Linked DNA regions of Homo sapiens: regions 2, 3 and 4 are each linked to region 1. The links are chromatin loops, found by intact Hi-C in ENCODE. Cell type or tissue: dorsolateral prefrontal cortex. All regions are shown on one strand. Region 1 overlaps SGMS1 (sphingomyelin synthase 1). Region 2 has its middle 40 kb from the start of ASAH2. Region 3 overlaps SGMS1 (sphingomyelin synthase 1). Region 4 overlaps SGMS1 (sphingomyelin synthase 1).

Region 1 (8,000 bases):
CTGTTTTGTAAACTCCACTTCCTTTTAGGAAGTATCAGATTTGCTGTCTCAGTAGCATTCTGTATTGTTGGAACATGCCACAAAGAGCACAGAAACGCATCTGCTGCTTGGGTTCTGCTTGCCAACTGGTTTGAACAGCTATAATATTTGTTTATTCTTGATGTGTCAGCAGTCAAAGGGAACGTTTTCTTTTCTCCTTTGTGGCTGTTATATAACTTAAGCATCATTATATTCACAACAATGACTATTTATGCAGAATCTGCTAGGCCCTGGGGGATACAGATGCTCGGAAACACGTCTACCTCAGATGGATTTCCACTGTCTGCTGAGAGTGAAAGGTCAGGGATCTCAAAAAGAAGGAAGGATGCTAAGATCCTATGTTAGTTGTGAAATGGAAGTATAAAGAATAAGATCTGTAGGTATTTGGAGGAGAGGAGAGATTCCCCAGGGCTTTTGCCAGTGACAAAAGTTCTAGGAGAAGAAAGGGTTTCAGTGGTCTGGAATGGGATATGTACTAAAAAGAATGCAAGAAGGTTGTCAGGCAGGGGGCATGGTGTGAGCCTAGTGCTTTGAATGAAACTCTGTCACCTTAGCTGGTAACCACCCAGCAGCTGAGAGGCCTGGACTAAAGAGCACCAACATGGGAGCCACCTGCATGGGTCCCTTTGGGGCAGCCTCTCCACCAGGGATGAGCATGGCTCCCAACTACAATGTGAAAGTTAAGAATTTTTAGACCCTCGAGTGTACATGGCACACTCGGAGGCCCCCACCGTCTCCACTACATAGGCCAGGGAGCACAGGCAGAGATAAAGAGACCCATGGGCCACCATCTTATTAGGGTCCAGTGTGTTATCCAAATATGTTTCCTAAGGGGAGCTTTAATTGGTAGGTTTAAAGCAAGCAGGTGCTAGTTCCAGGAGGTCCTGTTGTGACTGAGAGGTGGTCAGTTTAAATTTGCAAGCAAATGTCTGAACGGTCTGTTTAAGGAAGTGGTGGGAAAGTGAGGAGCCCAGCCTGCTAGGCAGGACTTGGGTCTCTTCAGTTTTATTTCCTGCCACCAGTGGGAGCCATTCAGGTGGGGAATGGAATTTGAAACTGTCAAGGGTGACTGAGCCCTGATTCTGAGAAAGTTAAACCTATATTTAAAGTGGATGTCAAGGCAACATAAAATGGTAAGCACTCACTATCCCTAGGTATGGTGGTAGTAATGTGCCCTCAGCTTTAGGGGAACAAGGAGTGGACCAGCGGGTTATTTGGCAGAGGGTTTTTAAGATCGGGGTTGCAGAGGTAGAGGCAAGGCTTTGAGTGCCTATAAATGTCATGGCACTGGACCCGTAGTTTCACCGTCACTTTTTTTTGATAACTATATGTTGAGAATCCGTGTACTTTAAATTTTAATTTTAGACAACAAAGGCATCCTAGAACCAGTTATCCTGTTCTCTTGTGGGAATGTTCTAACCACATTGGTCATTGTGTTGTTCTTATTTCTGAAGCATAAGGATTATTGGAAACATCTTTCAAGTGCTTTGAGTTATGATTGCAGCCAAACATATTTATGAAGCCTTCCTTCTTCCTGGAGAGAACACCTACTCTGAATGTTAAGCTTGGCTGGATCCTAAACAATACTAACAAACTAGATCATCTCTCTTTCCTGTCTGTGCTGCCTTTCCCTTTCTCCATCATAGATCTCAAAGTATCTCTCTGTGTCCACACACACACAAACACAATTGTATTTTTTAGACTGCAGTGTTAAGTTTATGGAGTTGTTCATATACACTTAAGCTTTATGTAGTCTTCTCATGTAAAAGAGCTGCTGTCCTTGATATAATAGCCAACATATTATCAGTTCAGCCAGTATAGCTCATTGTAACAATTACATAAATATAAAATATCAGTGCTCTTAAAAATACACATTAATTTACATGAATGTTTGAGGAAAGCTGCCCGTAAAGCAAATTGTGTTCCTTTTGATCTCTACTATAAAATTATTTAATTGACTGAGAGGAAAAGGTTTATGACATGATGGCATGCTCGACTTTGACATTTGTCATGTGATGATGATGATGATGTGTTGAGAGGCATAGAGGGAGGGGCCCGCCTGCTGGAACAGCGGCTAGAAGACACTCAACCTCAGTGACTCAGGCAGAGGGGACGAATGCCTGAACCAGGAATGGAAAAAATGGTCCAGATATGAAAGAAGCCTTCATGTTACGCCTATTGGTAGTGAACCATTAAGAGAGAAAAGAGGGAGCTCAGATGATTCCAGAATTTAACTTGAAGTGTCTAGGAGAGTAACATTACCTTTATGAGGAATATGAGAGTCAAGAGAGATTTGACAGCTTCATCATCTAGGAGACAGGCCCAACTTAAGTACCTGTTGCTAAGGATAAATGTGAGGCTATAGGCCGATCTTGCTTCTGCTCTTTTGACCATAGTTTGGTTTCCAACTGGAAACACTCTTAGAGATCCTCAGAGAGAGATGAAGCAGTCAGTTCACCCTGTCACTTACTGGCAGAGCTGAGACTAGGAAGGGAGCTCTTGGCTTTTTGTGCAGTGTTCTTTCCACTCTCCCGTGCTGCTTTGGAGAAAAGAACAGCATTTTGCTGATCTCACTTTAGATCTTATCTTTGGCTAATGAGTATTTTCAAGAAACCTTGGCCTGTGGAATGACTCTAAACATGTATGAGAAAGATCTCCAAAGAGATCTTTGCTCAGGAGATCTCCAAAGCAAAGAACGTTTAATTTGTAACTTAACATTTTTTTCTTCCCATCTAGAAATTCTCTTTTGGCAATAGCAATCAACTCATTTCTTAATGGGACCTCAGGAATTAGCACTTCTGCAGCCCCCTGTAATTTGCCAATTCCCAAATAAAGTTTCTTTTAAGTATTTTTATTACAAAATAATGTTTAGGGCACAGTGACTCAGATGGAATATTTCCACAAATCACTCTTACTTTTTTAAAAGTAGGTTCACCTGTGACCTAAATGAAATCATTCCAATTTTAAGCCTATTTGCTACCAATAAACTTTCTATTGTATAGTAAGAATACCAAATTCAAGAATCCTGAACCTAAAGCTTCTTAAGTTTCTCACCACTTAAATGAGGGACTCAGACCAGGGAATACCAGAGAACTATTTCAGCTCTAAAATTCTTTAGATATTTAACATAGGAAAGAATTTTTGAAAATTACGAGCCAGTTTGTTTACAATTTTGGAGATTCGGATTCAGGACTCAGAGGGACAAGACAGCATTTTTTGAGTGCCTACTCTTTGTCCAGCACTGTGGTAAATGCTTTGCATGCATTGTTACATAATCAGTAGTTCCCCCCTTATCTTCAGATGGTATGTATGTTCCAAAGCCCCCAGTGGATGCCTGAAATCTCGATGGTCCTGAACCCTATATATACTATGATTTTTCCTATACATACCTATGGTGAAGTTTAACTTATAAATTAGGCACAGTAAGAGATTAACAGTAACTAATAATAAAATATAACAATTTTAACAATCTCAGAATGACATGAAATTTAAAATTTATGCATTGCTTATTTCTAGAATTTTCCATTTAATATTTTCAGACTGCAACTGAAGGGGCGGGGTAACGGACACAGCAGAAAGAGAAACTGCATATGGGGGGACTGTTGTAATCTGTAAACTGTTAGGTGGGCATTTTAGCCCCCTCATTGATGATAATTAACTTACTCAAGGCCACACAGTGTCAGAGGTCTGATCCAAATCTGCTTTGATACCAGGTCCCACCTCTTTGCACCCAGTATCTCTGCCTAACTCAAAAACTTTTACTAATCGAAACTAATGTACATCCACTGAAGTATCTTTCGTAAGATTAATCCTTGTTTCCCAAGCGTTTTCAAAGGCAACCTACCCTTTTCTAGAAGTTGTGTCGAAGTTGTCAAAGGCGTAAAGAAAAGGCTGTGAAAGGCTTCTAAGCTTGGTATAAATCAAGAAAGGAAAGTTCCGCCTTAACCGACACTGAACATGCTTATTGGTTAGGACTGAACGGGCTGACTCATTTCTTTTTTGCCGTGGTAGAGGGCCACACCCTGCATTCCAAAAACCCTCTGCTGCCGGGCCACACCCGCCAACCCCGCTCTTGGAGCCTCTGAGGTCCGGCTGGGCGTCTAGCTCGCAGTTGACCCCCCGGGAGAGGATCGGCGCATCCGGCCGCCCGCCAGCTCCAGACGCCGGGCTCCGCAGCGCCGCTGTCCTAGCACCAGGGCCCGGCAAGCAGGGGAACGGGACCGCCGGGACCGATCAAGGCGCGGGCGCCCAGCAAGAGCCGCGCCCGGGGTCTGCGCGCCGCTCAGCGCGCTCGCCTTTCCGCCCGCGCCAGGGCTGGCTGCGCGCACCCTGAGCGCGAGGAGCCGCGCGCAAACTTGGTGCCCCAGGAACTTTCCAGGAGACACTGCCTCCGGGGACGAGAGACCGTAAGTGTTGCTCCGGAGATGCTGTGGTTCATTAGAATACACTAACAGACGGTGTGAACCGATTAAAATACCGCAATCAGTGCCAATTCTACTACGGCGAAGTAAAGGGAAATCTTTATTTTTCCTGCATCCTGCTTTAATGATCAAATAGGCACTAGCTATTTACACCTGAGAAGGTTCAGTGCAGTTGCTGAAGCAGTGGGTCAGGATATGGGTAGGATCAGTCAACAAATGCTCTTTATATTGCGTGATGCTAACTGCCGTGGCATGAGAACCAAGGGTAGGGGGTGGTTTCTGTTTGGGGTTATCAAGTCTTCCTAATGGCAGTTTTTGAGAGAACGGGATTGTGTCTACAGATTGGTTATTAAGTTTTGGGGAAGTACTCACTTTCTCAAACTCCAGTCCCTGTACGAAACAGCCCTTTTGGCAACTCCTTTGGTTGGTTGGAAGCTGGCTTGTGAATGAGCTTGGTACTAAGTGCCACAAGGATGCACGTGCCCCTGTGTTTTGGACTGAGTGTGTTTACTCCATAACTGTGCTTTCTATTTAGTGTGGCCAGGTAATCGCTCTTGTGGAATTTGTCAATAAATACATGGAGAAGAATGCATGACATTTATTTTATTTTATTTTATTTTATTTTATTTTATTTTTGTGTTTGTTTTGTGTAGTTATACCAAAATAGGAAATCTGGAGACCTAAATTCTGTTACCCTGAATGCTACAAATATTTATCATAACATTTTTATCCAATTGAGTTACCGCTTTTAAATTTATGTAGAAATAAGTCCAGTGAGCCACTTAAAAAACCCGCTTTTCTACATAAGAAATTAGTGCAGTTGTATGATGCCAAGTAACTTATTTTCTTGCAAGAGTTTGGGGAAGTAGGGGACAGGGAAAGTGGAATCCTGTGACGACTGAGGATATACACAATGCAACAGGGAAGTTATCATGATCAGAAACACTGACTGCGTACAGGAAAGACAGGTTAAAGACGTCCCAGTAACATAAAGGATGGTGGGAAGACTTGTAAACTGAATTATGAAGTTATGAATATGAATGAGCAAGTCACGAATAGCATCATTACACATGCATTTATGAAGATAGAGACTGTGATGAGGTTAAAAGATAGACTGTCATGGAGAGAGGAAGAAAATTCTTTGCAGCTGGCTTTTTTTAGCGAGAGAAAGAAAATTCTTCGCAGCTGGCTTTTTTTTTTTTTTTTTTTTTAGTTCTATAAAGGAAACTTCCCTAGAAAGAAACCACTTCTAAATGGAATAATTAAAATAATTTGTTAGAAACTTTAAGTTACCCTATGAGCTCCTAGTAACACTGTTTTCAAGCTCATAGGTTAATTGTTAAGCCCTTTTGCTCCGAGTTGAACTGATCAAATGGCTCTGTGTAAAAGGTAACAGTGTAGAATCCTCTTTGAGAAATAGCATGTAAACTTGGGAGAAATGGCCTAAGCCCACGGTTCTCAAGTCACTGAGACAGTTGAAAAAGCCCCCTCAGGTGGTGAGAATGGGATAATATTTTATTATATCTCTAAGATGCCTCAAATCCAAAGAGATAATTAAATTTGGAATTTTATTAGTTTCACCTAATAGTTGTATAAAAGCTGAATATTTAAGGATCTCCTTTATCAGGCACTGAGATGCTTTGTATACATTACTTCATTTAGTTTTCACAATAGTCCTAAGAGGTGGAGGTATTTTTGACCCTGTTTTATAGTTGAAGAACAGGCTCAGTAAGGTTATATTACCTGCTCCAAATTTCACAGCTAGTTAATTTAGTTTATGTTGGAAGTTAGCATTTAAGGTTGGTTATTTTTCCTATGTGGCTCCAATTGCTCCTAAAATGGTGTTGATTTTTCTGTTTAAAATGATCCAGAGGAGGTTCTTGGTTCAAAGCAGATTTTTAAGTGATTTAAAAGTGCCTCATTGTCCCAGCGCCAAATTATCAAAGTTCAAGGAATTATGCATTTACTCTAGAAGGCTACGGCTTTCAAATATTAACTGAGAAAGCCCTACTCTTAATGAGCTCGTTAATGCACATGGCCGCCTTAGTGTTGCTGAACTCCGGTAACTTTCTTCTGCTTTTTTTCTGAAGACCTTTTAATTCAGGGTGTGCATTTTCCTCTTGCGTGTCACAAGTGCTATTCAGGCTTTCTCTAGTTGAATCCCCTGTTTGTGAGTGCATACCTGCAGTATTTTATATGCTAAGTGAAATATTTTTAAATTTACGTTAGCACCTAGATTAGCGTTGAACCTGTTTTAAGAATGGTGAGTTCATGAAAGGCACACTCTGTGAGAGCTAAAACTAGTTATGTGGAGGTGAGAAAGTCTCAGCGTGTCTGATCAGAGCATCCATTTCTGAGAGAGTCCATCTGTGGGCATATCATCATACAAGAGAATAATGCCACCTTCATCGAAGACCATGAAATACCATGAAATATTCCAGGACTAGGCATTGCTGACAGCCCCACATCATCACCTGCACCATCTAGTTGACACAGAACACCTACCCACTTCCTTAAGCCACTCTAAATCCTAACTGCTTTAAGTGACCTGAATTCTTGAGCATGTTGAAAGAACATGCCAGTGTGATGATAAAACCACTTGGGAGTAATCTTGGAAAAGTCATGGAGAGGGGGAAGCATGCCACAGAGTCCATTTTCAAAAATGGGGAAATGGTAAATTCGAAAACTTTAGATTCATAACTTACGTTGGTGTCTAGCAGAATTGTAGATCACATTTTTTAAAAGATTGGTCAGAATCACTTACAAAAATAAAAGTGATGATCAGTATGTAGCGTATGTTTGCTAAGAATTATTCATGTCCAATTAACCTCATTTGTTTTTTAATAATGTTACTGGACAAGTATATCAGGGCATTGCCATAGATATGCAATGTCTGCTTCATCAGAACATTTCGTTTTGTTATGTTTTGAGACGGAGTCTCGCTCTGTCACCCAGGCTGGAGTGCAGTGGCGCGATCTCAGCTCACTGCAAGCTCCGCCTCCCGGGTTGACGCCATTCTCCTGCCTCAGCCTCCTGAATAGCTGGGACTACAGGCGCCGGCATCAGAGCATTTAATAACGTGCTACGTGTGTTCTTTACTCAAGATGGAAAAATATGGATTGGATAGCGGTATAGATGAATGAGTTTAGGTCTTTTACCCAAAGAGGGATGATCAGTGGCGTAATGTCAGACTTGAGCAAGGTGTCGATAGTGTCGCTTGAGAAAGGCATATGGTACAGCTGGTGGGAAAAACTTCACACAGTACAAGAGATAGGGTATTTGGAACCAAGGAGATGATAATTGCGTCGTTCTTTGAAGCACTGTAGATAGTGGTTACGAATAGAGACTCCAAAGCCAGACTCTGGGCAAGTTATTTGAGTTCTTTATGCCTCTATTTCTTCATTCATAAAATACAAATAATAGTAATAATACCTACCTTAGAGGGCTGTTGAAGATGTTGAAGGATTAAATTATATAATCCATGTAAAGTGCTTAAAGCAGAATCGGATAGTAAATTGTATATATTAGATCCTAGTCTTC
Region 2 (8,000 bases), 130 kb after region 1:
CATTGCCTTTTTATGCTTCTTCCATCCTTACATTGGTATCTGTGCATCTGGTGTAACAGTCACTCCTTAAATTTGTTTGCATTTGCCTTTTAGTTGGGAATGACTTTTTCCCGAAGGTGTATCTATAGTATTGGTTGAGCAGGGCACTTTGGCTTTGATTCTGGGTATGTGCAGTAGTATAATCTCTGTATAATTTATTTGGCTATAAACACCACCAGTAGTGTCTGATTTACTCAGTGGTTTAGAATACTGTTAGTGAAGGCTGTGGTAAAGTTTTGCTGGAGACAGGGACAGCAGTTGAGCCTGCACTTAGGCCCCAATGGTGGCAGCAGTAAGCCAAGCATGCCTATCCTTGCAGGGCAGCATATGTTGACCCTGGTGTTAATGGGTCCAGGGGGACTGATTCTTGGACCCCCACAGGTGGCCATCTCAGGTGCCAGCAGTTGCAGAAGTGGGCCAGGTGCCTGGGCAGCAGGCGTGGAATGGGCAATGGCAGTAGCAGTGGTGAGAGAATCCTCTGACTTCCAAGCAGCCTGTACTGGTGGTGCTGGTGGCTGCAATGGGCTGGGTAGGCCAGTCTCCAGGCCTTTAGGTGGCATTTAGTGGTGCATACCAGCTGTGGTATTAGCAGCAGATTTAGTGGGCCTATCCTCAAGAGCCTGGAAGGAATGCTTAGATGCCAACAATGTTTGATGGGGCGGGGGAATCCCAGGCCCCTAGATGTTGTGCTTGGGCATGGGGGTGGGTGGATCCAGGCTAAGCACACCTGTTCTCAGGCCCCCAGTGGTGTGTGTGGTAATGGGCTATGGTAGGCAGAGGCAGGGCAATCACCAGGCTCTTGGAGGAATGCTTAGGTTGGAGTGGCAACAGTTGTGCTGTGGCTCTGCTCCTGGGGAGGAGAGGGTTGCTTTCAGTGGCAGTAGAAGAAGCATAAACAGGCAACTAAGGAGCACACTCTTTGGCCACAGTTGGCAGCCATATAAACAGAGTAGGCTTTCCTCAGGGCATTTTTAAATGCATGGTGGCCCTGCTACTGGGGGTGGTGGGGTTGCTGCCTATGGCTCATACTTTGGCCCTGGCAGTGCCAGACAGCAGCAGCTCCCTGCTGTGTGTGTGGGATGTCAGTGGGGCTCCAGGGATGTGAAGATGCAGGAGATGTTGGGCTCCAGGGCATTCTGGTGGAGACTGCGCTCTCAAAATAGTGCTTTGCTATAGCTGCTTAGTACTGGGGGTGGGCATGGGACCTGGTGTGAGCTTCCTTTCTGGAGCAATTCCTTCAAGAAATCTCTAGGTAGCTCCCTATGTTAGTCTCAGGGCCTGTGTGGGTTGAAGGACTCTCCTGTGGCAAGAATTGCAGGAGTCTGTGGTGGGAATGTGAACTGCTGAGAGTCACTCACTTTCTCTTTCACCGCAATTGGGAGATTCTTCAGTCCCCCAGCTGAGCATGCTGCCTCACTTCCTTCTCCTCCTTTGCCTTATATGTTTCCTGTCACTTCTCTGTTGAATTCCAGTGTTCTCTCATAGGTGACCAAAGTATGATTACATACTCACTATTTTGGTTCTTGTTTGTGGGGGAGGCAAGTACCAGCTGCCTCTGGTCAGCCATCTTAAAACCATGTCATGAATCTGTCTTTTAGTGGGTCTGTTTCTCCAGGCTTGACCTTCATGAGTGTGGTAGTAAACCCACTCCTCTTATCCTCTATTCTACATAAATTCCATGACTGCAGAATTCTTTGTCTGCTTCCTTGAAGCCTTGATGCCTGCTGACGGTTTTTTCTCCCTGAGTCAGATGGGAAGACTAGAAAGGGCTAAAGTACAAGGAGCAACCTCCAGTAATTTGTCATTTACCATGTAGGTGTTCTTATTAGTTTATGGCTCTAGCGGCTTCCGCTCCGTGTAAGCAGATCTTGCCCATGACTCTGAATGCAACTCTCTCTCCAGATTTTGGAACAGTGGTTGTACCTATGACTTCATTTCCATGATGGGTCCAAAAAAACTTGTTTTGCAGTTTGCTCAGCTTCTTCCTATTGTAAGGATGACAGTGATAACTCCCAAGCTCTTTAAATGTTGAAGCTGAAAACAGAAGACCTTGATGACACAGTTTGCATGGTCAAATAAGTTTGGGAAACAATAAGCAGTTATTGGCAGAGTATCCTTAATGACTAGGTATACAAATTTATGTCCTAACAACAGTTGAACTATAAGTCGTTATCAGTCTGCTTTAATGACTTCCAACTCTCAACACAAAAGATGTCCAGAAGAACATGAAAAAAATTAGCATTGAAGTGGAAAATGGAGGTGCTTCATTCAGTTATCTTCTAATTAACATTGCATTGGGAACTTTGAGGCCATTCTCTAGGTTTCTTAGCTGTAAGACTTGTCGGAGTCATTAATGTGCTAATGTGCATTGTGACTCCTGGAGAGGACCCAGGATGCAGCTGTATGCAAGTCCAAGTGTCTAATGGACAACTATTAATTTACACAAGACGGTTTCAGCTATACTGCTCTATGAAAATGCATGTTCTTGAAATAACTTTATCAGGGAAAAAATAGTACCTCTCAAAGGAGCAAGTTGAAAATGAAACCCCAATATACCTTATAACAATGATGGGTGCCATGAATATATGCTGAAGTGTAGTAACATATGTCAAAAACAGCAAGTTCCATCCTCTGAGGTAACTTCCTTTGTGGTGGGGTTCTTAGCTCTGCAAACAGCCAGATATTTGGGAGTGCCTATGGCAATGTTATTTTTATTTTTACTGCAGAGTACATCAGAGTGTTTTGTGGGCACTTGAATCTCTGGGTGTCAGTTTTGATCTTTCCTTCTGAATTGTAAAAAGGCAGAAATGGATCTGCCTTTTTAATTGGCATGGAGTACCTCTGGTACAGAATCAAAATATTAGTCATCACGCTGAGGTGCTGCATTTTTATCCGACACTCAGTTGTTACTCTTATAACCCATATGGAATCTTATGAAGGATAGCTTCCAGTCACTTCCTCCAAGATATTCTATACCACCACCATCACCACACCAACAGTCCCAATCAGGCCAGAACATCAAGTGTGGCTCTTTTAATAGTCATTGAATAATAATCCATCTTTTAAGTGAATCAAACCAACAAAATCTCATTGAAGAGGGTCCATATGTTTACTACATACTATATTACATCACATAGGCAGAGATTTTTCTTAGCCTTCATAGGAAGTAGAACTGGATTTTCTTCTCTGCAACTGATTCTGTCTCATGAACATTAAATTTTATACTGATTGTGTTGTGTTTTTTTGCTTTGGTGTTTGGGAAACTGAGTCTAATTTATTGTCCATTCTTAACAACTGTACTGAATTTTAGTGTATGTATTTGTGATCTTGGTATTATCTTTTTTTTATATATTTTTCTCTTTTGCCCCAATTTCTTTCTATTAGTCTTTGTTTAATAAAACACTTTTGTGGAAATAAGTTGAGGTCAACTCTATACTGATGTATAATTCATTTCTCAGAAGCTGTCAAGCATTTTGATGGATCGGTATTCACTCTCACTAGGCCTCTGTGGATTGTCCCTGCGTGAATGATAAGGGTCTCCATTGTGATGATGGATTGGAACATGGCACTACTTCTTGGCTCTGTGATACCCCAATTACACCAGGCTTTTCATGGAAGGTTAATTTATAGTGAGAGTAGAACATTATTTTGTGGTTTGTGGGTTTTCTTTCAAGGTGATAAATTTAAAATCTGGTTAGGGGCTTATGAAAAAAAAAATCTTTGACATCACATGATGGAGCCCTAAGTATTGGCCAGCTCCAAGCATGACACTTTACCAGTAGCCTTTAGCATCCCCCTGTGGCTAACTTTGTAGAGCACTTGTAAATATACCTCTTCATTGGTTTTTGATGGCTATGGATGGTTCTGCTCTTTTTCTTTTGGAGGGTGGAGTGGTTGTAATCTTTGATTTTTGCTTTCCTAATCCTTGTATTAGTTGGCCTCACAGGCCCTTGGGATTTCACAAATTATCTTCAGTTGCATTCTTGGGTAATAAAGGAATAAAAATGGGCTGACAATAAGGAATGTCCAAGATTGAGGCTGACCATAGAACCCTGGGAATTTCAAGGCTAGTCTTTCATGCATTCACTTATACATTAATCATCCCCTCGTCTCTTCACCTCCCTCCATTCATTCAGCAAATGTTTTTGTGTTAGCATTGGGAGCTGGTGTCAAACAAAGTAGACAAGGGTGCCTGCCTTCATAAAAACTTATAGTCTGGGCTATTTTCAAAGGATAGTAAAGGAAATCTCAATCAATGAGTACTCTACCAAATTAGATTATTTGGACTTTAAGAAAAGAAACTATGAGAAATATAAATAGATAGATGAAATTATTTCCTCCTTAAAAACAGTTTCTCTCAGAAATGCCATTGGCTTGCTCTTGAACTTTGACGCCTTGTACATGTTTATGTATATGTCTTTAGCATTGGATGAAGAGCATTAATATTGAGACATTGGAATCTCTTCTAGTCATCAAGGAAATAATTAAAAGCTTCCCTTTGCTCTGTTTCCAAAAGTGTAAAATAGGTATTTTAGAAAGACTTTTCTGTTTAAAGAAGGCTTGCTGAATAAGCCCTATTTAAATTAGAAATTTCAATTACTCAGAATGTCTCATTAACCCAAGTTTTTAATTGAGAATTTATGAAATGGCCTGAAAGAAACTTCCAGATTAAGCCCAGTTGAAGAGGGAGAAGTTAGGAGTCTAATGAGTTAGTGGTTCAATGTGTCTAGTTTCACTATGAGATTTTTCTGCTTCAATATCGTTTCCTTGCAGTGCCTAGCACAGTGCTCAAGGCCTGTTCTTAAAGTTGTTGAGTGACTTTTCCTAGGAAAGTCTCGAGAAGTAGAATTCCTACTTCTACTCCAGACTGCAGAAAAGCCTTCTCCAAAAAGACGTGTTAATGGCCTGGAAGTTGCATTCTGCATTTGTCTGATGTCTATTAAAACTCAGCCTTAGACAGAAGCATAAACATAAGAATTTCCACCCTGAAATCTGTGGCCTGGCAATCTCATAATCTAAAACATGGGCCTCAAGGAAGGCATGGAGGTGATCCCTGACATAAACCTAAAGCTCAGCTTCCCTTCACTATCATTTTTCTACATAAATTAGTTCACTTTTCCAATCTTTTAGTTTCCTTCCTGCTAGAACTCCCCCTTGGAGTTCCATTTTCTCTTGATAGGTAAATCAGTAACCCAGGTGTGCGGGGTAATTCTGACTAGGATGGGCAAAGACTATCCAAAATGCCATCTCAGTAGTCTGATGGAAAATTCCTTTTTGGGCAACTTCATGATTATCAAGACTTCTAGTACATTGGGAAATTTTAGACAAAGAGAAAATGAGGTTGTCAGAGATTTATCTCCAGCAGTCCTCGACTCCAGGTATAGGTGGCCCTCATGATTAGAAATAAGCCTGTAGCAAGAAAAATAGTTTATTTGACAAAATCCCAGTGTTAAAGCAAGGCCCAAACTGCAGAGCTACTCCTGAATACTCTCTCTCTCTTTCTCTTGACTATTCTACTTGTCTGAGAGCAGCGTGGATACATCCCAAACTAGGGCCTGATAAAGAATCATTATGGACATTGGTTAGTAACAAATATGATTTCTTAGAAGGAGCCTCAGAACATCAGGAGAAAATGTCAGGTGCCTACAGTCTAGAATGCTTGGCCTGTGTTATGGTGCATAATTCTTTGTCAAGTTATGGTGTACAGTATTCTCTATTTAGTCAATTGTTTTTCTCTCATTCTTTTTGATGAGCCTTTTTTTTGGCTTGGATGACCCAAGATAGGTTCTAAAATAATTTGGGTTACCCAAAGCATTTTTCAGTGTGAGTATGAAATAGCAGTGGTTGTTATTCCTGTAGACAATCCTAGTTTGCATTATTTCTAGCAAGAACTTCAACCAGGATAGTGCATGCATCTTTATTTCACACCTAGAGCTTCGTCCAACTCTTTTCTCATGGGCTTGAGTCAAGATGCGGTAGTGCTTGGAGAGGTATAGTCACTTCCAAATACAAATGGTCCCCGACTTAACAATAGTTTGACGTACAACTTTTCAACTTTACAATGACGTGAAAGTGATATGAGTTCAACAGAAACCACACTTCAAGTACCCATACAACCATTCTCTTTTTCACTTTCAGTACAGTAGTCAATTACATGAGCTGTTCAACACTTTATTATAAAATAGGCTTTGGGTTAGATTATTTTGTCCAACTTCAGGCTAAGGTAAGTGTTCTGAGCACGTTTAAGGTAGGTTAGGTTAACCTATGTTTAGGAGGTTAGGTACATTAAATGCATTTTCAACTTGCAATATTTTCAACTTACTATGAGTTTATCAGGACATAATCCCATCACAATCTGACGGACATCTGTATAAACTCAGAGTAGTTTCTGAAAGGGCACATATCATTCAGAATAGTTTCTGAAAGGGCACATATCATATCATTAATAGAGTTATCTAATCTCCTAGAGGCCTCCTGATCCTAGAAGCTGCTCTAGTTTACACCAACACAACTAGAAACCCTTAAAATCAGTGTTACCATTTATCATTGTGCTGTTTGGGAATGAAATGTACTCTGCAGACCACAGTGGATTGTGCAGGTACCCACTTGTCTGGGGGATCCAGAAAGCCTTTGGGGAGTGAATAAGAGGGGCAATAACAAGTTCAAAGAAAATACTTCTGCTTGGGAAATGAGCTAGGCACCTTCTTCCCGTTTAACTTGTGTTTGAGGCACTGAATAAAGGTTTGATAGTGAATATACATACTCTACCATGTTATGAAGAATGAGAGTAGTTACCCTGGGGAAAAAAGAAACTACAGAAGGAGATAGAGGAAGTATGGTGTATCCAAGAGGGCATGGACTGGGAACTCAGTTGTGTGTTCAGATCCCAACTCTACTGTTTACAGGCATTATGCCCTGCAGAAAATGACTAACTTACAGGCATTGTGCCCTACAGAAAATGACTATTTTCTTTTCAGAGCCTTAGTTTTCTTCTTGACAAATTAGGGACAATGTTATCTATCTTGTAGATAGATAGAAATCTATCTTGTAGCATAATGTGGGGCAGTCATGGCCTGTGAGTACAGACTAAATGCTCCGTAAATGACCACTGTTTTTATAGAGAGAAAAATGGGGAAGAGAGAAATGAAAAGGAGGCCCCTGTGGAGCCAAGAAAGAAGTCCCAGCTAATGGAAAGATGGGCCCCAGATACAGCAAGGCCAACTTGGTGGGAAACCGGGGCAAGCCCAGACTCAACCTTTATTTGAACTTCTGTCCAAACATATTTACGTCTTATAACCTTTGGTAACATAATTGCTCTAGCATTCTGCAAGCCTGATGTGCATGGACAGTGGTTGCTGGAGTATTGATGGACTCTGAAATAGCATGGCATGGGATCTTGGAGGGTGAGTACCCATACAGGGTAGCAATGAAGCAGAAACACATGTGGCCACCATGATTTATTGGCACCTAAAGGCTGCTTCCCTTGCCAGCTCTGTGTCATCACATGAAGGAACTGGTGGAGTTTGAATTGCTTTCTTCTAGTAGTATTTAGTACCATGAGGAGAAGTTTCAGTCAAAGCACACTGCCTCTTATGCATTTTCTTTTTAATGAAGAGCCTGTGTCCATGAAAAGGTACATATCTGGCTTCCCTCTGGGGATGTGTAGAAATGCTTCTCGTTATTTAAGGATGTTTTTGGGGGAAAAAACCTAAAATTAAGAAACAAAAATCATTTTTGGAACAGGCATGATTTGGCTGTTAAAGTGTTTGTTTTGAAGGCTTCTCTAAAATCACTGGCTCTGAGTTTGGCCGAAGTCCTGTCATTGTCAGGCCTATGGGAAGTGTGTTCATTACCCGCCTTATTGGCCAAGGGAGGCTTTTGACCTCTGGCTGGCGTTTGGCTGTGACAGGCTCCCCTAGCAGAGGGTAACAGGTGAGGGTATGGCACCAACTTCCTTTTCA
Region 3 (8,000 bases), 130 kb before region 1:
ACTAATATTGCTTAAATATTTAGTGGGCAGTACTAGATCTTTATTCCTATGTGTAAGCAATTTATTACTAATTTCTTTTAAAAGCATATCACTCAAGAATTCTTTTTCCAAATGACTAATAATGATGCTTCATACTTCTGTGATTAAAACATAGCTAGCAAAAAGCTAATTGAGTTACTTTATCTTTTTAAAATACTTCCAACATTCTTCTTGCTCTTTATTCATTATTGTGAATATCTAAAAAATTATTTAATAAATAAGTGATACTAAGTTCAATAGTATTTACATGTACTGTTTACAAAGAACTGTACCCTAGTGAATATTCAAGCACTGGAAAATGCCTATGAGCATTATCTGATCGTGTTAACATTTGGATCTTCTAGAAAGATTAACAGCACTGCATATAATCAGTATTTGTATAAAGCCTACTATGTGAAGCTTATTAATATTAATTTTATTTGCAATATTGACTCACCCTTGGCGGCAGACAGGACATCGAACTCACGCTTAGAACATGGGAACAGCTACAAGGAAGACTGAGTGATTGGATTGGGGCTCTTCTCTTCTGCACACTCCTGTCTCAGTTCTCGGAAATGTTGGCCTTAACCTTTACCTCTGCAGGACGGCATTTCCTGTGCTTGCTTTGGACTTGTCAGTGGACTTGATGTTGATTGCTAAGCAAGCAAGAAAATTATAATACTGTTTTTGCTGTTTCTCATCTGATTTTTCTAGGGATTCTGCAAAACCTATAAATTTCCAACTAAATTCTGGAAAGGAGTTACTACACAGAAACACTGTTCTCATTTCACTCCAGACAAACTTCTCAGTTGTTGCTGCGTCTGTGCGGGCCTACGGGGTCTCTCTGATCTTACCTCTGATGATTGTTCCCTTGGCTCATTGTGCTCCATTCACTCTGGCCTCCTTGCTCTCCTGAGATACACCTGGCACATGTTCCTGTGGTACACCTGTTTCCGCTTTCCCTGGAATGTGCTTCCCCTGACATGTTTGCTCACTCCCCTTCCTCTAGGACATGCTCACATGTCCCCTTTGGAATGAGGCCTTTGGTGACCACTCTAGACAAAATAACCCAGCCCCCAAGCACTCTCTGGCCCTCTGCCTGCTTTCTGTTTCCTCCATGGCACTTAGCACTTGTCTGACACTACTGTGGGGTGGTCCTGAGGGCAGTGGTTGTGTATACTGCTTTATCTTCAGTGCTGCAACACTGCCTGTTGCATAGTAGAGGCTCTGTAGTTATTTGTTAAATGAATGAATGAGGTTACTCTTACAGTTTTGTATGGAACAGCTAGGAGACAGGTAAGATTGGTGACCGAGAGTTGTATTAGGAGGCTGTTGTCATGGACCCCCTGGGATTTGGTAAGAATCCAAACCAAAGGGTTGGAGAAGTGAAACAGTCAAGAGACAGGGTGGGTAGGTGTGGTGGTGATGCATCTCCTTTGGGAATGGAGGAGAGGGGAAAATGAGAGCATTCTGGAATATTCCCTGTTTTTAGCCTGGCAATTAGATGGTCTTTCCGTTGAGCTAAGATAAAGAATACTGGAAAAAGACTAAGCATTTCTTTTACAAAGCAAATTGTGTGTATTAGTAGAGAACAACATATTTCTGAAATTGGTGTTTTTATGAAATATAGTTTCTCAAAGGCTCTAAGTAACCCTTGCTGAAATGCTGATTTTAGTTTGAGGTCAAGTTTCCTAAAATGTTTTAAAAGCTAGCCATGCAGGAAGGCTTTGGCCTCCAGGGAGTTTATATCTTTAGATAGAGAGATTTTTCTATATTTGGGAGCTAAACTGGAGTTTCTGAAGGTCTGAATACTTAGTTAGCTTCTCAGTACCTTGAGTCACTAACAAAATTAACATTTTAAATAGGAAGTTTACAGTTCTTCCCTCTTTTAATAAATGTTTCCTTGTATAAGAATGATCTTTGAAGCAGAGGCCTCAACCGCATTCCTTATTACACTGCTGCAGCTCTGGATGTACCCATGAAGCCCTGTAATTGGAATCTTCTGGCTGGCTCAGATAAGCAGCTTATTTGTGAGCCAGGTCCTGCCCTGTTTCTTTAAGGCCTCAAAGCAGGAAGATGGTGAACTTTATGCAATTCTGAGTTGACTCCAATCCAGATGTATTTTGGAACTAGGTAGAATATGACTGGTAAGTGAATTTTAATATTTTAATTGAGTTACTTGGATGAATTTAGAGTGATTCTAGGTATTTGCTAATAAAAAATACAGAGTTCATGTTTGTGAGGCTTTTCACTGATTACAATTCATTACTTTGTTCCAAGATAATTTTGTCTCCCTTGCTTCTCACCTGCCACGTGGGAAGCCTTGGCCTCTTTCTTGCTGAGGCTCAGGCTCCTTTGAATAGCAGAGATGAGGGCATGATGCTGGTGACACCTGCTGGCGTGACCCCATTTGGGGAGGCTCTGGCTTCTTTCCTATATGGTTAGAGGTGTCCAGGACCTCTGGGAACCCTGTCTGTTAAATGGAAAGAGTTGGCCTAGAGCCTCTCAGGCATCTCCCAGCATTGAAATTCTGTGCTCTAACTGCTTTTGGTAAAAAGAATGCAGTAGATCTGAATGTACTGATGTGGAAGGATGTCCACGACATATTGTTGAGTGAAAAAAGCAACTTGTAGAACATTTTGTGTGTCTAGAAAAAGAATACATAGTGATGTAATCTGTTAGCAATTGGGGGAGTAGAAGGGAAGGACTTTTACTTCTTAATTTATATCCCTTGGAACTAAATTTATTCACCCATATGACTTTTATAATTTTAAAAGAATAGCAACTAGAAAGCCAATCATTTTAGATGAGCTGTGGTGGGGCCAGCCCCTGAACCTTCTCGGTGCCTGCATTGGGTGGCTGCAGCCTGCTCCTGCATGCCATACTCCCTCTAGCAGCAGCTGGCTTGGGCTGAGAGGCCGCTTCCCACTTGCACTAGCAGGGAACCTTTGTTTTTTCATACCTGCCAGCTGGAACTGTCTTCCCTGCCTGGCTCCATTGACATTTGGATTTACAACTCATATTTTAAAGTTAAAATATATAGGTTGTGCTTCTTAAAAATCACTAACGTTTAAATTTTTCATTTGCTTAGGCTTGCTTTTCTGAAATTAGTAGGCCTTAATGAGGTTTTGGTGAGTTCCAGGATAGTCTTTCCCTGACTGACAGACCGGAACGGGTTTTTGTGTGTATTTACTGACAATGAGTACTGCAGTATGTAACTAATAAAGAATTAAAATACTACTTTTTCTAGGGATGTTTCAGTTTTAATAGAAGGCTCTTAAAGTTTTTAGGAATCAAAGCTCTGAGTCTCAAGCACCTCTTGACTAATGGTGATCCCATATTTTTAATTAGGCATGATGTATGGTTACTCCCAAGTCACCTGTGTAGGCTGGAGATGCTGTGGGATGTGGCAGTAGGTGACGGTTAGGTGGTGATTGTAGGTGCAGAGTGAGTTGGGTGACATGCTGGGAAGACTTTCATATATTGTACCAAGACCCTATGTGTCCCTTCTGTTTTCAGGTGCCTTGTGCCTTTCCTTTATTGGGTCTTATCTGAATAATTTCATCTGTTGCTTTGAGTATAACTAAATATTAAGATAAAAACTATCTAGTGGAGCATCAGTAGCTTATAATTTAGCAAATGGGCCTTTGTTGGCACTTTGATTTAACTAATGTAGATGACCTATGCAAGAAGAGTAACTTTAGGCTTTTCAGTGAGTGACGTGAATTTAGCACATCACATGAAGCACATGTCTTGGAGCTATTAGCTGTCATAGTTTATTGAGTCAGATACCTAAAAGCAGTGGTTCAGAGACGCAGGCATGAACTTTTCCACCTGCCTTACCTTGCTGAGGTCATTTTAAATGCCCCAAGCTAGAAATTGGGTAAAGATTTATAATTTGTCAAACTGAAAATAGAAGAATATGATGAGATGTAGCTTGGGGTGAAAGATTTTTTTGTCTTAAAAATCAGTAATACTATAATGTAATAATAGTTTTCTTTTATTGAGTTTTCATTTATTTACTGTAAAGTCAGGAAATATACTAAGTACTTTTTGTGCATGGTCTCATTAAACCCACAGAGCAACTCTATGAATATCATCCCATCTTACAGACGAAGTAGCTGAGTAACAAAGAGGCTAAACACCTTGACCAAGGTGGTATATTTAACTAATAAATGTTAAAGCTGGGATTTGAACCCCAGGGGTTAAATCCAGGTCCAGAGTGTTAACCACTGAATTATACTCTTTCCCTTAAGTGGATGATAAAACCTTGCTAACTAAGGCTAATTGTGAGCTTATTGTGGACAACATTAACGTGACTTCATTTAAGAATATTTAGTGTCGGCATAGATCACAACACCATGGCTGTGATTGGCACCGTGGTTGTTTTCATTTCTGTAGCTGCTGTAACAAATGACCACAAATGTGGTGACTTAATCAAGGCATTGGCAGGGCTGTGCTCCCTCTGCAGGTTCTAGGAGAGAATCTGATCTTTGCCTCTACCAGTTTATGGTGCCTGTCAGCCTCCCTTGATTTGTGGCTGCCCTACTCCCATCTTTGCTCTGGTGTTCACACTGCCTTCTTCTCTTCTCTTTGGTGTCAGGTCACTGTCTACCTCCCTCTTACAAGGAAGGATACCTTTGATTGCATTTAGAGCCCACCAGGATAATCCCCCCATCTCAAGGTCATTAACCTAATCACACCTGTAAAGTCCTTTTTGCCATGTAAGATAACATTCACAGATTCCAGGGATTAGGACATGGATATCTTTTGGCGGGGGACGGGGCACTATTTAGCCTACTACAGTGGCAAATATTAATAGAACTTTCAGTCCGCCTTGTAGGAGTATGCTTAACGTCAACAATTTCCTAACTGTTTTGCAGGACACAGATGTTAAAAATGTGAAAGAATTCTGTTGTCAAACAGACTTGAGAGTCATTGTGTAATATATCCCTCTTTAAGGAGATTCCCAATGCACAATGAAGGCTTTGAGAATTCCTGTGGCAATGAAAGCTGCTTAACCTTGTCAAACCCAGGATTCCTCAGACTTAGTTGATTACAAAACACTTCTTTTTAAAGGGTATGTCTACTTACATATCAAAAAATACTTGAAGATGCCTTAGGAAGCATGAGTTGAGTTACTTGTTGCCTGTTAGTCTTTTGAAGGCATAGAGTGTGTTTTAACTGACTTTTTGTTACTTAATATCTTAAACATGCTTGGAATTGATTGGACAGAATAAAACCAAGATAAATATACAAAATTAAATGATTCAGGGATAATGTGGGTTATGCCTTGCGTGCCTGTCTGAGGAGTTTGGACTTGATTCTCTAGACCAAGGATTGGCACACTGTAACTTGTGGGCCAAATCCAGCCTTCTGCCTGTTTTTATAAATAAAGTTTTATTGGAACACAGCCACATCAATTTGTTTGCATATTGCGTGTGACTGTTTTGGTGCTATAATAGCAGAGTAGGGGATAGGCTTGCAGGGCTTAAAAAATCTGAGCTTTTACACAAAAAGTTTGCCAACCCTGATATAAGTAGTGGGAAGCCATGAAAGGGTTTTGATCAGGGAGGTGGTATCTTCAGATTTGTGTGTCAGAAAGCTTACTCCAGCAGCTGTGTGGAGGATGGATCGGAGAATACAATGAACAGGGGGATGGCAGAGGGAATGGGAGGGAAGGGAACAGCAGAAAGACATTTTGGACATAGAATCTACTATAAGCCTGGGTATGGGGTATGGGAGGGAGAGGAGCCAAAGACAGTTTTGTAAAATAAGCTTTTAATTTTAGAATACTTTTAGATTTACAGAAAAGTTGCAAAGATAGTACAGAGTTCTCATATTCCCAGATCCAGTTTCCCCTACTGCTAATATCTTATATCGATATGAAACATTCCTCATAACTAATGATCCAATATTGATATCTTATTATTAACTCAAGTCATAATTTTTAAATATTTTCTTAGTTTTTACCTAGTGTCCCTTTTCTCTTCCATGATCCCATTCAGTATTCCACATTACATCTAGTTGCCATGTCTCTTTTGAGCCCTAGACGGTGACTGTTTCTCAGGCCTTGCTGGTTTTTCATGACCTTGACAGTCTTGAGGAGTACCAGTCAGGTGTTTCATAGAATGTCCCTTAATTGGGATTTGTCTGATGCTTTTCTAATGATTAGATTGGGGTTATGGGTTTTTGTGAGGAAGATCACAGAAATGAAGTGCCATTTTCATCGTATTATATCTAGAGTACATAGTACCAACATGACTGCTCACGTTGATATTGAGCTTGATCACCTGATCAAGCTGAGCTAGTGTTTGGCAGGTTTCTCCACTGTCAAGTTACTTTTGTTCACCCTTTCCATACTGTGCCCTTTGGAAGGAAGTCACTATATGTAGCCCACACAAAAGGAGTAGGGAGAAGTTACGCTTCTCCTTGTGGTTGGAATGTCTACATAAATTACTTTGAATTCTTCTGCACAGAAGGTTTGCATATTCGCTCCCATTTATTTAATCAATGATTTATTTTTTAGTATGGATTCATGGATATTTAATTTATGCTTCAGGTTATAATGCAATACTACATTATTTATTTGGTTGGTCAAGTTGTTCCAGCTTTGGCCTTCGGGAGTTCTTACAGTGTGTGTATGTTTTAGTACGTCCTTATTTTCTGGCATTCCAGGATGCTCAGGCTCATCTTGAATATTTGCTTGCCCCAGACCTAGAATCAGCCAGTTTTCCAAGGAGTTCAAGGGTTTAAGCAGAGGTAAAAGTTGTCAAAGGAGGTTGACGAGGAGGGGTCAGAGAAGCAGGTGTATTAGTACAATCTCAGGGCATGCCAGGGTAGCAGATTGGTGAGTGTGCCTTTTTAAGTCAAGGTTCCGGGATAGATAGTATAGGAGTCTGGCTGCTGGAGAGGGCTGGGAGGAAGGGCAGTAGAAGATAAGGCTGGAGCCAGAGGTGTTGGCCTTGAAAACCAGTCCAAGGCATGTTAACTCTCTTTGGCAGGAAGGGTGTATTGTAGGGCTGATAAAAGCTGTGCTTCAGGATAGCTAGTCCGCAGCTTCATGCAAATTAGATAGAGGGATTAGAACTTGCAGTTGCTTCATTGGGAAATTTGGAAATGGGTGCTTGGTGAGGTAATGAAAAGAGGCAGGAAGCAGTGGCCTATTATTTGCTACCAAGGATTTTTGCATAGATTAGATTCCTTCTTAGGGAAAAGAAAGTTAGTGATTAAGCAGTCTGTTTGCTTACAAGCAAATGTATACAATTTAAAAAAGTAGATTGTCTTAAAATATCTACTCTGCCTGTTGTATTTACTAATGTGTGCAGTCTCCTTTTCTTGGAAAAGACTGAAAGGTGGACTTAAACTCCACCCAGTTTGGAAAGTCACAGAATCCAAGTTAATGGAGTCTGCATTTTTAATTTGATTTTTATGTGGTGTCTCCAGTCAATTTCAAAATTATTTCCCGTTGAACTTTCTGCTTTATCTTTTTTAGATGGTGGTTTATGTAGCTTTTAATAGCTGTGGTGTTTCTGAGATAATTGATGGCAGAGAGGAATTCTGGCTGAGCCTCGGTTGTATGGAATTAATAATCCTGGGAATACTTATTTGTTTTTGATTGGCTCCTGGCATTTAAAATTTTTCATTTCTTTTGCATAAACCTGGGAGAACACATGTGACTACACTTTAATCTGCATGTCTTATAAAGAGAAAAGCAGAGTCACCAAATTAGTGCAATGATCTGAATTTTTTTTACCTTTTTTTCTTCAAGTTCAGGGATAGATGTGCAGGATGTGCAGATTTGTTACATAGGTAAACGTGTGCCATGGTGGTTTGCTGCATGTATCATCCCAACACCTAGGTATTAAGTCCAGCATCCATTAGCTATGCTTCCTGATGCTCTCCCTCCCCCACCATCCCTCTCTGGCAGGCCCCAATATGTGTTGTTCCCCTCCTGTGTCCATGTGTCCTCATCATTCAGC
Region 4 (8,000 bases), 51 kb after region 1:
CTTCAATTCTGTTACAGCAGCACAGAATGTACTAAGTCAGAGAGGATGCTCAGAGAAGGCTTATTTGAAGAGACGACATGGGAGTGGAGGCCTGAATATTGACTGGAAGCCCATCATGTGAAACATAGGGTGGAGGTGTTCTAGGTGGAGACAATAGCATGTTCAAAGTCTGTGAGGTAGGAACTACAAGTAGTCCAAAGTAATTGAAGTATAGTGTGCAGTTGTAGAACTCCACCATACAAAGGCAGGAATGGTCTTGTACAATATGAAATAATGAAGTGTGGGTTTTATTTTAAGAACAGTGGGAAGTTACTGCAATAATTCAAAGATGAGAATTACACAGTTTTAAAAGTTCTCTTGCTGCCTTGTGCAGTTTGGGTTTGGATGGGATAGGGTGTGTACGGGAGCAGTATTGAGGAAGCTTTGGCAGTAATTCTGATGAAATGTAATGCCACCTGAACCATGGTGGTTACAATGGAAAGGAGAGTCATGCGTGGCATAACGACATTTTGGTCAATGACAAATTATCTGTACAATGGTGGTCCCAAATGATTATAACACAGATGAAAAAACCTATATAGCCTACTGGTGTAATAGCTGTCCTAACATCCTAGTGCAACACATTACTCACATTTGTGATGATGCTGGTCTAAACAAACCTACTGCACTGCCATCCGTATAAAAGCATAGCATATATAATTATGTACCTTACATAACACTTGATAATGATAGTATTTGGCTCTGTTAATGGTTTATGTATTTGCTATGGTGTACCTTTTATCATTATTTTAGAATGTGCTCCTTCTACTTATGTATTTTAAAAAGTTAACTATAAAGCAAGTCCTTCAGGAGGAATTCCGGAAGGCATCATTATCACAGGAGATGACAGCTTCATGCATGTTATTGCCCCGAAGACCTTCTGGTGGGACAAGATGTGGAAGGTGGAAAACAGTAATATTGATGATCCTGACCCTGTGCAGGCCTAGGCTAATGTGTATGTTTGTGTCTTTTTTTTTTTTTTTATTGAGATGGAGTCTCGCTCTGTCGCCAGACTGGAGTACAGTGGCACGATCTCGGCTCACTGCAAACGTTGCCTCCTGGGTTCAAGTGATTCTCCTGCCTCAGACTCCTGAGTAGCTGGGATTACAGGCATGCACCACCACACCCAGCTAATTTTTGTATTTTTAGTAGAGACAGGGTTTCACCATGTTGGCCAGGCTGGTCTCAATCTCTTGACCTCATGATCAGCCCACCTCAGGCTCCCAAAGTGCTGAGATTACAGGTGTGAGCCACCATGCCTGGCTTGTGTCTTTGTTTAAAAAAAAAAAATTTTTTAAGTAAAAAAAAAATTAAAATTTAAAAAATAGAAAAAAGCCTATAGAATAAGGATATAAAGAAAATGTTTTTATACAGCTGTATAATGCGTTTGTGTTTTAAGCTAAGTGTTATTACAAAGGAGTCAAAACATTTTAAAAATTAGAAAATTTATAAGGTAAAATGTTACAGTAAGATAAAGTTAATTTATTATTGAAGAAAGAAAAACTTTTAAATAAATTCAGTGTACCCTAAGTGTGCAGTGTTGACAGTCTGCAGTAGTGTACAGTAATGTCCTAGGCCTTCATACTCACCCACCACTTTACTCACTGACTCACCCAGAGCAACTTCCAGTCCTGCGAGCTCCATTCATGGTAAGTGCCCTTTATAGGTGTCCAATTTTTATTATTTATACCATATTTTTACAGTACCTTTTCTGCATTTAGATACACAAAGCTTACCATTATGTTACAGTTGCTTACAATAATCAGTACAGTAGAATGCTGTACAAGTTTTTAATCTAGAAGCAATAGGCTATACCATACAGCCTAGGTATGTAATAGGTTACACCATCTAGGTTTGTCCAGATACATTTTCTGTGATGTTCACACCATGACAAAATCACCTAATGATGCATTTCTTAGAAGGTATCTCGTCGTGAAGTGACACATGACTGTAGATGGATTTATGATATACTTAAGAGGTAGAATTGGCAGAACTTGGATCTTTGTTGAAACTGGTTCTTTTCAGTGCAGCCCTTTTTCATCTTTGCCATCTTGATAGCTAAAGAATGGCATCTTGCTGTTGTTTTAATATGTCTTTCATTTTTTTGTAACTAGTGAGATTGAACTTTTTTCCTCCACATTTGTTGATGGGATTTTTTGTTTGCTTTTTTTTTTTGGCATATGTATGTGATTGACCTATTTGTAATTTTTATTTTTATTTTACTTTTTCAGACAGAGTCTCACTCTGTCACCCAGAATAGAGTGCAGTGGCACAAACATGGCTCACTGCAGCCTCAACTTCCCAGGCTCAAGGGATCCTCCTGCCTCAGCCTACCAAGTAGCTGGGACCATAAGCATGTGCCATCACACTGGGCCAATTTTTAAATTTTTTGTAGAGACAGGGTCTTGCCATGTTGCCCAGGCTGGTCTTGAACTCGTAGGCTCAAACAATACTCCTGCTTTGGCCACCCAAAGTGTTGAGATTACAGATGTGAGCCACTGCACCTGACCTGTAATCTTTGTGTAAAGTCTTTTTCTTATCAGATTTTTAAGAAAATATCTGCTCTTCATATTTACAGTGTATGATGGATTTTTTAAATATTCTGTCCCCTGTTGTCATTTATCTTTTAGGCTTGTTTATGGAGTATTTTGTCTACAGGTTTTTAATCATAATTTATTGAAAGCTATGGTTCATATGTTTGATGTTATATATACGTTAATGTTGGAGACTTCATAAATGCTTGTGAACTTGTGAACACTTTTATGTATAACTTATTTTGAACCTTGGTTCTTTAAGTGTAACATTCCACAGTAATATATAATCAAGGCTTTCTAAGAGTAAAGTATTTATTTGACCTAATGCAAAATAGCCTTGGCCGTGTTTGTTCAAATCTTTTATCTATTTTACAAATTGTTTTATAATGCCTTTGGTTAACTAATTTGAAAACTTACATAATTTATATAATTTCTTTACAGTTCAGTGGTCATTGATTAATTGCAAGGCTCTAGTTTTGTTATGTTGAATTATAGTTATGGAAGTGAGAGAAGAAAGCTCATTAAAATTTAGTATTGGCTGGGTGCAGTGGCTCACGCCTGTAATCCCAACACTTTGGGAGGCCAAGGAGGGCAGATCACCTGAGGTCAGGAGTTCAAGACCAGCCTGGCCAGCATGGTGAAACCCTGTCTCTACAAAAATACAAAAATTAGCTGGGCATGATGGCAGGTGCCAGTAATCCCAGCTACTCGGGAGGCTGAGTCAGGAGAATTGATTGAACCCGAGAGGCAGGGGTTGCAGTAAGCCAAGATCGCACCATTGCACTCCAGCCTGGGTGACAGATCGAGACTCCGGCTCAAAAAGTAAAAAATAAAAAATAAAAAAATTAGTATAAAGCAAGAATAAATATTTGTAGTGATGGTTTTGAGATTAGTCCTTCTAGAAAACAACATGCTGTTTAATTTTTAAGCTTTTGTATTTCTTTGAAGTGTCCTAGATATGGTCTTGTATGACTGCAAGATAGCTTAGATATGCAGTATGTTTGCATGAAAAACTATGGAAACAACTAATTGTAGAGTCACTAAATGCACATTAAAATCACATGGATATAGAGGAGAGCACATCAGTTGATGGCTCAGAAAACAGGGGTTCTAGTTCTTGCAATTCCATTACATAGTTTTGTCACTTGGTCCCAGGACATCTATTGGAAGCTATCTCTAAGATGCTGTATAACTTGAGAAGGGCACTGGGATGAGTGTGTAATTTCACAGACTTTGCGTTGCCCCCTGGTGGTATTTTACCTTAGTCCAAAACTAGAGCTGTGGTCACTTTACAACCTGATCCTGTGATCCAGTGGTGACCTACTTCATGGATAAGGATTATCCTCTAGGGAGCCAAACTTTGGTGCTTTTAACCAGCAGTTAGTTAATAGAGAAGCTCAGTGAAAGTGGGACCTGGAAGTTTGGGAAATTAGCACATCTTAGTTAGAAGCAAGAAGTCACAGTCAGCGGTGAGTGGAAAGGATGTAATGAATTGATTGATGGATATTTGTTTTCAAAGAATTAACGTAATTGCTGTCAGGAAAAGAAAACCTTAATGCATTAAGGGTAGGGACTGGTGTGGAGATCTAGGTAGAGATCTACATGTGCTTTTCTTAAAATCTTTTGATTCTTTTTTTACCTCCAGGAGACCAGCAGAAGGAGACAGGGAGAACCATATATGGGAGCAAAGAACATGGTGGGCACGCAAGTGGTGCTGTCATGGCGAGGAATGCTCAAAGGATATACATTTAAGCGCCATGAATTTAGAATTTATCCCTTTGCATGTTCTCTAGTCTGAAAATAGTTTGATCTTTTGTAGCTATCTAAATAAGTATTAGAAATTTATTTTGGGAGGTAGACTTGAACTTGATTTCTCCTATCTGGGCCTGTGAGTTGTTGCTAATTTTGAAACTTGATGTTAGTCCCTAGGGTTGTGTTCCTTAAATTAGGCTTTTTACCTCAGTCACTCCAATTTATTTTTATAAGCATACTTTGGTAGACTTTTTCTCAGTGAAATGGAAAACCATTGGTTACCCAGCTAATGAGAATTTATAATCCTCAGTGGACTGCAAAACTTAACTTCATTCTGACTGGCATGAGATGGTATCTCATTATGGTTTTGGTTTGCATTTCTCCAATGATCAGTGATGTTGAGCTTTTTTTCATATGTTTATTGGCTGCATAGATATCTTCTTTTGAGAAGTGTCTGTTCATATCCTTTGCCCACTTTTTTAAAAATTATACTTCAAGATCTGGGTTACATGTGCAGAACGTGCAGTTTTGTTACATAGGTATGTATACACATGTCATGGTGGTTTGCTGCACCCATCAACCCATCACCTACATTAGATATTTCTCCTAATGTTATCCCTCCCCTAGCCCCCCACCCTCCAACAGGCTCCGGTGTGTGATGTTCCCCTCCCTGTGTCCATGTGTTCTCATTGTTCAACTCTCACTTATGAGTGAGAACACATGGTGTTTAGTTTTCTGATCTTCTGATAGTTTGCTGAGAATGATCGTTTCCAGCTTTATCCATGTCCCTGCAAAGGACATGAACTCATCCTTTTTTATGGCTGCATAGTTTGCCATGGTGTATATGTGCCACATTTTCTTAATGTAGTCTATCATTGTTGGACATTTGGGTTGGTTCCAAGTCTTTGCTATTGTGAATAGTGCCACAATAAACATACGTGTGCATGTGTCTTTATCGTAGAATGATTTATAATCCTTTGGGTATATGCCCAGTAATGGGATTGCTGGGTCAAATGGCATTTCTAGTTCTAGATCCTTGAGGAATCACCACACTGTGTTCCACAATGGTTGAACTAATTTACACTTCCACCAACAGTGTAAAAGCGTTTATATTTTTCCACAACCTCTCCAGCATCTATTGTTTTCTGACTTTTTAATGATCGCCACTCTAACTGCTTTGCCCACTTTTTGATGGGATTTTTTTTTCTTATAAATTTGTTTAAGTTCCTTGTAGATTCTGGATATTAGACCTTTGTCAGATGGGTAGATTGCAAAAATTTTCTCCCATTCTGTAGGTTGCCTGTTCACTCTGATGATAGTTTCTTTTGCTGTGGAGAAACTCTTTAGTTTAATCAGATCCCATTCATCAATTTTGGCTTTTATTGCAGTTGCTTTTCACCATTTGACCCAACATATTACTTACACCTTTTGACCCAACATATTACTTACACCATTTGACCCAGCATATTTTACCATTTGACCCAGTATATTACTGGGTATATACCCAAAGGAATATAAATCATTCTAGTATAAAGACACATGCACACATGTTTATTGCAGTACCATTTACAATAGCAAAGACATGGAACCAACCCAAATGCCCATCAATGATAGACTGGATAAAGAAAATGTAGTACATATATACCATGGAATACTATGCAGCCATAATAAGGAATTAGATCATGTCTTTGCAGGGACGTGGATGAAGCTGGAAGTAATCGTCCTCAGCAAACTAACACAGGAACAGAAAACCAAATACCTCATCTTCTCACTCATAAGTGGGAGTCGAACAAGGAGAACACATGGACACAGGGAGGGGAACAACACACAGCGGGGCCTGTCGGGGGTATGGGGGCAAGAGGAGAGAGAGCATTAGGACAAATAACAAATGCATGTGGTACTTAAAACCTAGATGATGGGTTAATAGGTACCGCAGACCACCATGGCACATGTATACTTACGTAACAAACCTGCATGCTCTGCACGTGTATCTTGTAACTTAAAGTAAAATAAAATTTTAAAAAAAACTTCAGTATAGTTAGTTTTTAGAATATGTTATATTAATCAAGAAATTGTGTTCTTTTCTTTCAGCCTATCAATTTGTTACCAACACTAGAAAGTCTCCAACTTAAAAACCAAAAACATACTTTAAATTAGTTGCTTTTTTTTTTTTTTTTTTTTTTTGGTGAGATGGAGTCTCACTCCGTCGCCCAGGCTGGAGTGCAGTAGCACGACCTCGGCTCACTGCAATCTCCACCTCCCGGGTTCAAGAGATTCTCAACGTCCTGAGTAGCTGGGACTACATGCTCCACCATGCCTGGCTAATTTTTGTATTTTTAGTAGAAATGGGGTTTCGCCATGTTGGCCAGGCTGGTCTTGAGCTCCTGACCTCAGGTGATCTGCCTGCCTTGGCCTCCTAAAGTGCTGGGATTACAGGTGTGAGCCACCATGCTCAGCCTAGTTGCTTTTGATTATCTTTGTTAGGCGTGGTGACTGGGTGCCCCAGTCAGCCTTCCAAAGTCCTCAGGTTATTTATAGTGGCCATGCTTCTGAGTAAAAATCGTCAGCACATATCTGATCAAGAATTTGTAACTACTACTGGGTAGCAGAAACATGCTAAGAGAGAAGTCATTTAGAAACTGAAATATTGCATCCTCTAGGACATTTTGATGGTGTATGAGAGAAGGGAAAAATATGTTTGAAATCTGAATTGCCTTAGAAAAGCTGGAGGGAACGATTATTTTACATAACATGTATGTAAAGTTTATGGTGTTATTGTTCTCATCACTTCTTTAGTGTTAAGGAGGCACTATTGCCCATTACAAGGTTGTGATTGGAAGTACAATCAAAACTCTACTTTTGGATATCAGGAACATTGTCCTTGTGCTTTAGGTCCTCAGTAGCTCTTCTGGTTAGGGACAAAAGTCCTAATAAGGAAGGTCAAGGATGGAGACTAGCCCTTCTGGTTGGGGTGAGATGGAGGGAAGTACAACCAGAAAGTGAAAAGCAGGATGGGGCTGGAGCATTCTTCAAGATCTTCTTATCCTTTTTAAAAAAATTAATTAGTGTGGAATGGTAATAACAGAAAGTGTACTTTCAGCCATTGTTTTTGGACATTTGATGAACTTTCAGTCTGCCAACTCATGTCTCCTTTAGTTCTGATAATTTTTTTAAATTTTCTCTTTTTAGATTTAAAATATTTCTAAATCTTTGTTTGTTTTTTTCTTGGATTTTCTTGAACTCCTGCTATTCAGATCTTGGGCTTCTAGATTGCTTTTTTATTATTCTCTTCTCTCAATTTTCCATCTTTCATTTTGTTTCACATCTGAAATTTTTTTTCAACTTTTTCTATTGTTCCTATTGAATTGTTCATATTGACTAGGAATTTACAGGAGCTCTCTTTTTAAAATTCTCTCTCCTTTTTGTGGTACCATCTTGTTCTTTTTTGATACCTTATGTCTTTGAAAATGTTAGTAATAGTTTTTCATAGTCTGTTTTCCAAGTTCTTTTAGTTTGTTTGTTTTTTATCTTCATCTCTGGCTTTTATATTTATTAGAGAGTTTCTTCAGATACCTGGTGATTTTTTTTCATATTTTAAAGTAGGCACAAATAAAACTGTTTGGAAACTCTTTGCATGAGGTGAGCTTGTTTATATGGTTTCAGTGTAAGATGATC

What was found. A loop is a pair of places that touch in the nucleus more often than their neighbours do. Peaks named below come from ENCODE experiments on the same cell type or tissue, not always from the same donor. Only the 100,000 strongest peaks of a DNase experiment are listed, where the experiment ranks them.
Region 2: it touches region 1 in a loop (2.7-fold over the local background); 18 of 110 quality-filtered maps call a loop at or near these places.
Region 3: a loop joins it to region 1, with 2.1 times the contacts of the local background. A loop is called at or near these places in 16 of 110 quality-filtered maps.
Region 4: it touches region 1 in a loop (2.2-fold over the local background); 26 of 110 quality-filtered maps call a loop at or near these places.

What each region holds. Positions count from the first base shown.
Region 1 is chr10:50,414,509-50,422,508 of GRCh38, reverse strand. The region is part of intron 6 of SGMS1 (sphingomyelin synthase 1); the gene reads left to right. Among named protein-coding and RNA genes, the nearest start is that of ASAH2, 170 kb to the right of the region's middle. RefSeq lists a silencer at 4,069-4,348. In dorsolateral prefrontal cortex, CTCF peaks have their summits at 1,048 (motif pointing right) and 4,246; DNase peaks (open chromatin) are centred at 105, 4,248 and 4,918; H3K4me3 peaks cover 4,554 bases; H3K27ac peaks cover 7,200 bases.
Region 2 is chr10:50,287,525-50,295,524 of GRCh38, reverse strand. No RefSeq gene overlaps it. Among named protein-coding and RNA genes, the nearest start is that of ASAH2, 40 kb to the right of the region's middle. In dorsolateral prefrontal cortex, a CTCF peak has its summit at 3,824; no DNase peak of the experiment used is centred here.
Region 3 is chr10:50,549,482-50,557,481 of GRCh38, reverse strand. The region is part of intron 2 of SGMS1 (sphingomyelin synthase 1); the gene reads left to right. Among named protein-coding and RNA genes, the nearest start is that of SGMS1, 70 kb to the left of the region's middle. In dorsolateral prefrontal cortex, a CTCF peak has its summit at 4,483 (motif pointing left); a DNase peak (open chromatin) is centred at 2,893; H3K27ac peaks cover 7,387 bases.
Region 4 is chr10:50,363,765-50,371,764 of GRCh38, reverse strand. All of the region lies in intron 6 of SGMS1 (sphingomyelin synthase 1), which reads left to right. Among named protein-coding and RNA genes, the nearest start is that of ASAH2, 120 kb to the right of the region's middle. In dorsolateral prefrontal cortex, a CTCF peak has its summit at 3,762; no DNase peak of the experiment used is centred here.